Linked DNA regions of Mus musculus: region 2 is linked to region 1. A link is a loop called in an ENCODE intact Hi-C map of the cell type or tissue named here. Cell type or tissue: left cerebral cortex. All regions are shown on one strand. Links, peaks and the distances in the headings refer to the core of each region. The heading gives the core; the rest is flanking DNA.

Region 1 (2,924 bases), core at 171-2,670:
TGCTTGAGCTCTCAGAGCATGAACAGTTTGCAAGGTCTGTGTGCCATCTGAGACTGGATAATGTGTATGTGGATCACAGGGATGAGGAATTAGCGGCAAAGAAGGCTTAGACGGTAGTCATTAAAACGAGGGATCAACAGGTGTGGTGCATGCCTTTAATGCCAGCACTGGGAGGCAGAGGTGGGCAGGTCTCTGGAAAAAAAAAAAAAGGAAGGAAGGAAGGAAGGAAGGAAGGAAGGAAGGAAGGAAGGAAGGAAGGGAAGAGAAGAAAGAGAGAAAGAAAGAATCCAAGAGTAGAGGAACCTATGATGCAGAGCCAGACAGAGCCCATGGGGGTTCAAGAGCCCCCACTTGCCACTCAGACATACCTAGGTTGTGAGACTCAACAGGTAGGACAGAAGTAACCTTGAAGCAACCTCTTGGACTCTGTGTTATGCAGAGAAATAAAAGGCTTGGTAAACACCTGAGTGTCACCCTGACTTAGCAGATAGACTCCGGCACCCCACCTACTTATGTACAGCCCAGAAGAATGGGTCATCAAAGTAGAAAGAGGCCGTACAGGAAACTTCCCGGTCAGACAACGCTATTGGACAAAGACTGAGGAATCAGATAGGAGGAGGACACTGGGAAGATGCTAATGAGGACCAATGACTAAGGTCAGGGCACTGCCTACCCCACCCTGATGCTGTAGTCAGTCCCCAGGAGCAGAGGAAGAGAGCAGTGGGAACTCTAAGGAGACTGGGTAACATGCAAACTAACTAACTAACTAACTAACTAACTAACTAACGAGGGCTGGAGAGATGGCTCAGTACATAAACATGCTTGTCAGGAAAGCTTGAGCCGTGAACTCCATAGAATACCTGTAAAAGCTAGGCACTAGCGCACTAAGTGTCTATAATCTCAGGGCTCCTACAGGTCCACACTAGGGATGTGGAGAGCAGAGAAACCGAAAGTCTGAGTAGCTTGGCATAAGCAGCAGAACTACAGCAAAGAGATCTTGTCTCAGACAAGGTGGAGACCAAGGTCCAGCATCCAAGGTTGTCTCTGACCACCCACAGCGTTCAAATACATGCCCATGCTCACATAAATGAATAAGGATGCACACACACACACACACACACACACACGAGAGAGAGAGAGAGAGAGAGAGAGAGAGAGAGAGAGAGAGAGAGAGAGAGAAAAGAAAAGAAAAGAACAAAGAAATTGAGAGGCTGGAAAGAGGCAGTTAGGAGTGTTCCCTGCCCCATCAGAGAACCAGAGTTGTGATGTCAACACCCACATCATTCACGCGACTCAGAGATGCCTTACTCCAGCTCGAAGAGATCCAGAGCCCCCTTCTGGCCTCAGTGGGTGCCTGCACACCCATCTCTCTCTCTCTCTCTCTCTCTCTCTCTCTCTCTCAGACACACACACACAAATAATAAAATAAGTATGTTTTAAAGTCTCCAATGCTATAAGATGATAATCTTGCATCATTCCCCAGCTCCCTCCCCTCCGTCCACACACACACACACACACACCCCAACATGCCCCTCCTTGCTTTTCCAAATTCATGGCCTCCGTTTTCATTAACTGTTGCTTCATGCACATATGAAACTATAGAACACTTCACAAATGTGCATGCCATCCTTTTGCAGGGCCACACTAATCTTCTCTGTATTATTCCAATCTTAGTAAACGAGCTGCCAAGGCAAGCACTAAAATAATTAAAAAAAAAAAAAATAAATCAAACCGGAGAGAAGCAGAGCCACGTCCGTTTATGCAATATATCACGACATTTGTGCCAGTACATGCATCCCCGTAGGATTCCCAACGGTGGTTCACTTTTTGAAACTGCTGAGTGTTTCAGACTCTGAATACTCGTTGGACATGCCGGGGGAGGGAGAAAAGAGACATCTTTGTTGTGCCCTGATCAGAATCATCTTCAGATTGGAATCCCAGCTTCGCAGCCTCTCTTTGGGGGGTGGGGTAGCTATCTGATTCATCGGGATTCTAGAAAGAGCCGAAGGACTGTACTGTGCCACCTGCTTTCATTAACTGCTCAGTTGGTGGACTGACAGCAATGCAGCCAGTTCTCCGTTTCTGCGGCAAAATAATCCCACGTGCGGCTAACGTCCTCTGCCTCCTCCGCCAACTTTGTTATCCCTGCCATGCCCTGATGCCCTGGTATACGGACAGCGGAGAGAGGCAAGGGTTCGCAGGGGGAGTCTCGGAAATGTACCTTCCTCAGATAGTGTTTCCAAGCTGGTTTGTGGCCAAATGGTTCAAGATAAATGACTGTTTATTCGTTTTCTCCAAGCCCTGGGGATCAAACCAGGTCCTTGCACATGCAGTTCCCTGATGCTGAGCTATTGCCCTGTGGTTCTAATTTTAAAGATTTTTCAAGGAAGGCAAGTCTCTAGTAACCTGTCCGACATATGATCTATATTTTTAAGTGTTCTTCCTTTCATCAAATCTAAGCCTAAATTTGCCCCCTTTGTTCTCCTTTCAGTGAATTGTGATTCTTAAAATATACAACACAATTTCATTTTGAAATCCTGTTTGCAGCTTAAGTGTTAGATTATGGTTTATAGATAGCATTTATTCTGCCAGAGATGTTGGACCATTTTTGAGATGTTGCTGGTAAAATGGGGCTTTGTAACTCGAGTCTGGGAGACCACTGGTCACCCACGTGGTGATTTGATCAGTGTGAAGAGCCAGACACTGGGCTAAGCAGATGCTGTTCAAAGTGCTGTCTGTGCCCAGAAGCTGCTTGTGCTGTGAAACCAGGAGAGGACCAGAAGGAGCTAGCTGCCTCGTCAGCTGTGAGGATGGGAAGACGGAATAAGAAGCAAAAATTAAGTTGTCTGTTGTGGACTCTTATAGTCCCAACACTTGGAAGGTTGAGACAGGAGGCTGGTAGGTTTGAGGTCAGCCTGGGTTAC
Region 2 (2,924 bases), core at 158-2,657, 150 kb before region 1:
ATCTTATTACATAGCCCAGGCTAGTCTGGAACTATGTACTGATGCTAGCCTGCAACTTCTGATCCTACTGCCTCAGCTTCATGGAATTAGTTAGAAACACACCACCTACAGCCAATATAATTGTATTTCTCATGATTGTAGAATGACAATCAAGGTTTTTAAAGATTTCATGTGTCTGTCTCTATGTGGGTATTCCATGTATATAACAGTACCCACAGAAAGTTGCTGATATTACAGACAGCTATGAGCCACCAGATATGAGTGGAAAGAACTAATCCTGGATCCTCTGGAAGAGCAGCAAGCACTTCACTGCTAAGCCATCTAATTAGCCCCCAGAACTATAAAGTTTATCTTTTATAAACTCTCTTAAAACTCCTATTATAATATTTAAGTGAAATCAATATAACCTGTCTTTTAACAAAATTATTTTGAACAGAGAAAAACAACTGTGAAACTCTGAAACATGAAGAAATCCTTACCTGCACAGAAACAGTGCTCTTGATATGAGGAGGAAGAGTTTGGACCATTTCCAAGAAGCATCGAAGGAGCCCCAAAGTCCATACATTAGAAGAGTTAGTGCTCTCGTCTTTATTTTCATATGTAAAAGGATCGATTATATAAACAACAATTGCAGGAGGGTAGGTAATTGCATGTGAATCACCATCTGTGGGAATCCCCACTTTATCACGATCCATTGTGCTAAAAATTGAAGTAGAAAGAGAACAATGTTGTATTATGTCTGCCTGGTACAGCACCAAAGTGAATCCTTACATCCCTCTTTTATTGGGGCAAGGCATCAGAAAACCTCTCTGATAATCAGGATACTTACACTTCACACCATATGAAATCCCTTCAAATAAGAGGCTTTGTGCATTTAAAAGAAAGAATTCTCAAGCAGCTTAACAGTAAGAGACTAAAGGTCTCTCTGACAGGCATCTCAGTAACTGGTCATGCTCAGCAGCCTGCCTAGAAACAGAGCTAGTCCAGACAGAAGCCAGGTTTTTCTGTTCAGATAATAGTCTACTTTTACCTCATATTTATGAGCGTGAATTTGTAAACAACTGCATTCTAGGAAGCAGAGAAACAATGAGCATCAGACTGTCTGATAAGGGAATTTCCCCAGGACTTTTATATAAAAACAATGAGATCCATTACCATTAGCACAATTGCTGTGCAGCGTGTAGAACTGCTTCCATACTACAGATATGGATGCAATGCTAACAATGTTAGACCTTCTCCTTATCACAAAGTGAGTCAAGGACAGAGCTGGGATTCAGAGTCTAAAGCCTCCCAAGCAGAGCTGAAGCGTACGTAGCACAGTGAAAGGCTGCATGCCTCGCACGTGCCAGCTCCAGTGAGACTCTAGCACATGCACGCAGATATACACACGCACACCCCACACACGCACACAGAGGCAGGCACACAGAGATTTTGCAACCAGTTGTGTAATATGCATAAACAATTACATCTGCTTATGACACAGCCAGACTCAATCATAGGACTATCTGGAGTTGAATAATTTTTAAGATCTAAACACCAACCCTGTGATTCTATGATGAAAAATTTAAAAACAATCTTTATTATAACTTCATACGTAAAATAATTACCATGATTAAACTAAATTCCACAGTAAGGTCACTGTTTACTTAGATAAAGAGTCGATAGATTCTGTATTTCCACAAACTTAATTTTTTTATACTTATTCATTCATTGTACATAAGGCTTCAAGCATGCTAAACACATATGCTACATACTACTTAACTATCTTTCAACCCCAAGTATCCTAATATTTAACGGTACCTTTCAGACACATCAGGATGTGGCTGAGTGGGAAGAGAAGCTGACTCCCCTGATATTCCTGCTGCCTGCAGAGATGACGACTGCTGTCCTCCTAGCTGGCCACTCTGAACCGTACTTGCTTGTGCAGACATGGATCCTGTACCACTAGTGTTCATACTGCCAAAGGGTGGAAACGAAGGCAGTTTATTTGATGATACTCCACTACTCAGACTGGAAGATGATGAAGATGAAGTTGTGGTCAAAGTTGAATTAGCTGTGGCAACTGAAGTAGATATGGGAACACCTGAAGTCATTGTCATAGTGCTACTTGCCGCAGATGCTAAGGTGGCAGATGGAGCATTAGCGTTTCCAGTATTTGTCATCTGAGGTGCAGTAACCAAAGACTGATTTGGAGGGGCAACTAAATTTGGCTGGGAGAGCAGAGAGCTGTCCAACGGCTGAGAAGCAAGATATGGACCTAAAGAACAAAAACGGGTATTTAATTCTTGATTTCACTGACTTATTTTTATTCTTCTATAGAAATAACAATGTAGCTGACACTTTTATGGCGATTATCTTCCCTTAACTGCTTTATACTAACAGTGCAGCACGAACTAACTTCCTACTCCCTCCCAGAAACTTTAAAAAAAAGAAAAAATGTTTTAAATTAATTATAAAAATAAACCCATATTTTCATTCAAATTTTAAATAGTCAGTATGAAATGTAAGAAAATTCTATTTCTTAGGCAAAATTAAATGTAAACAAAAGCTAACAAGATAGCTCGGTGATTAAGTTGACCCCCAGAAACCACAAGGCGGAAAGAGAAAACCAACCTTGCCAAGTAGTCCTGATTTCCACTGGTTCACAGTGGCATATATCCCGACACAAGTAATAAGTGTAAGAAAAAATTAGAATACATCAACAAATGTGTATAAGTATGTAGCAATTTTTCATCAAACCACTACAACTATTGTTAAATCACAAGTTGAAGAAATACTGTCTAGATTGATAGCTAACTAAAATACAAAATGGAGGGATATTATCATGAGGTTCAATTTTCAGAAATGTCTAATTAGGTTCAGTAATTTGGTATTGCATCTCTTTGGATTAAGTGTAAAAGAAGTTCACTGATATTTAAGAGTAT

What was found. A loop is a pair of places that touch in the nucleus more often than their neighbours do. Peaks named below come from ENCODE experiments on the same cell type or tissue, not always from the same donor. Only the 100,000 strongest peaks of a DNase experiment are listed, where the experiment ranks them.
Region 2: a loop joins it to region 1, with 1.8 times the contacts of the local background. A loop is called at or near these places in 2 of 42 quality-filtered maps.

What each region holds. Positions count from the first base shown.
Region 1 is chr11:86,435,718-86,438,641 of GRCm38, forward strand. Gm26439 (a small nuclear RNA gene) reads right to left here and starts at 1,698; the gene lies at 1,593-1,698. In left cerebral cortex, for the core only: a CTCF peak has its summit at 1,338 (motif pointing left); DNase peaks (open chromatin) are centred at 1,318 and 2,010; H3K4me3 peaks cover 777 bases; H3K27ac peaks cover 385 bases.
Region 2 is chr11:86,284,634-86,287,557 of GRCm38, forward strand. It overlaps Med13 (mediator complex subunit 13), which reads right to left. Exons shown (of 30, transcript NM_001080931.2): 20 at 1,801-2,257; 21 at 480-699. It overlaps Brip1os (BRCA1 interacting protein C-terminal helicase 1, opposite strand), which reads left to right. Exons shown (of 7, transcript NR_130959.1): 4 at 437-638; 5 at 1,808-2,274. Among named protein-coding and RNA genes, the nearest start is that of n-TQttg2, 24 kb to the left of the region's middle. In left cerebral cortex, for the core only: no CTCF peak of the experiment used is centred there; a DNase peak (open chromatin) is centred at 1,344.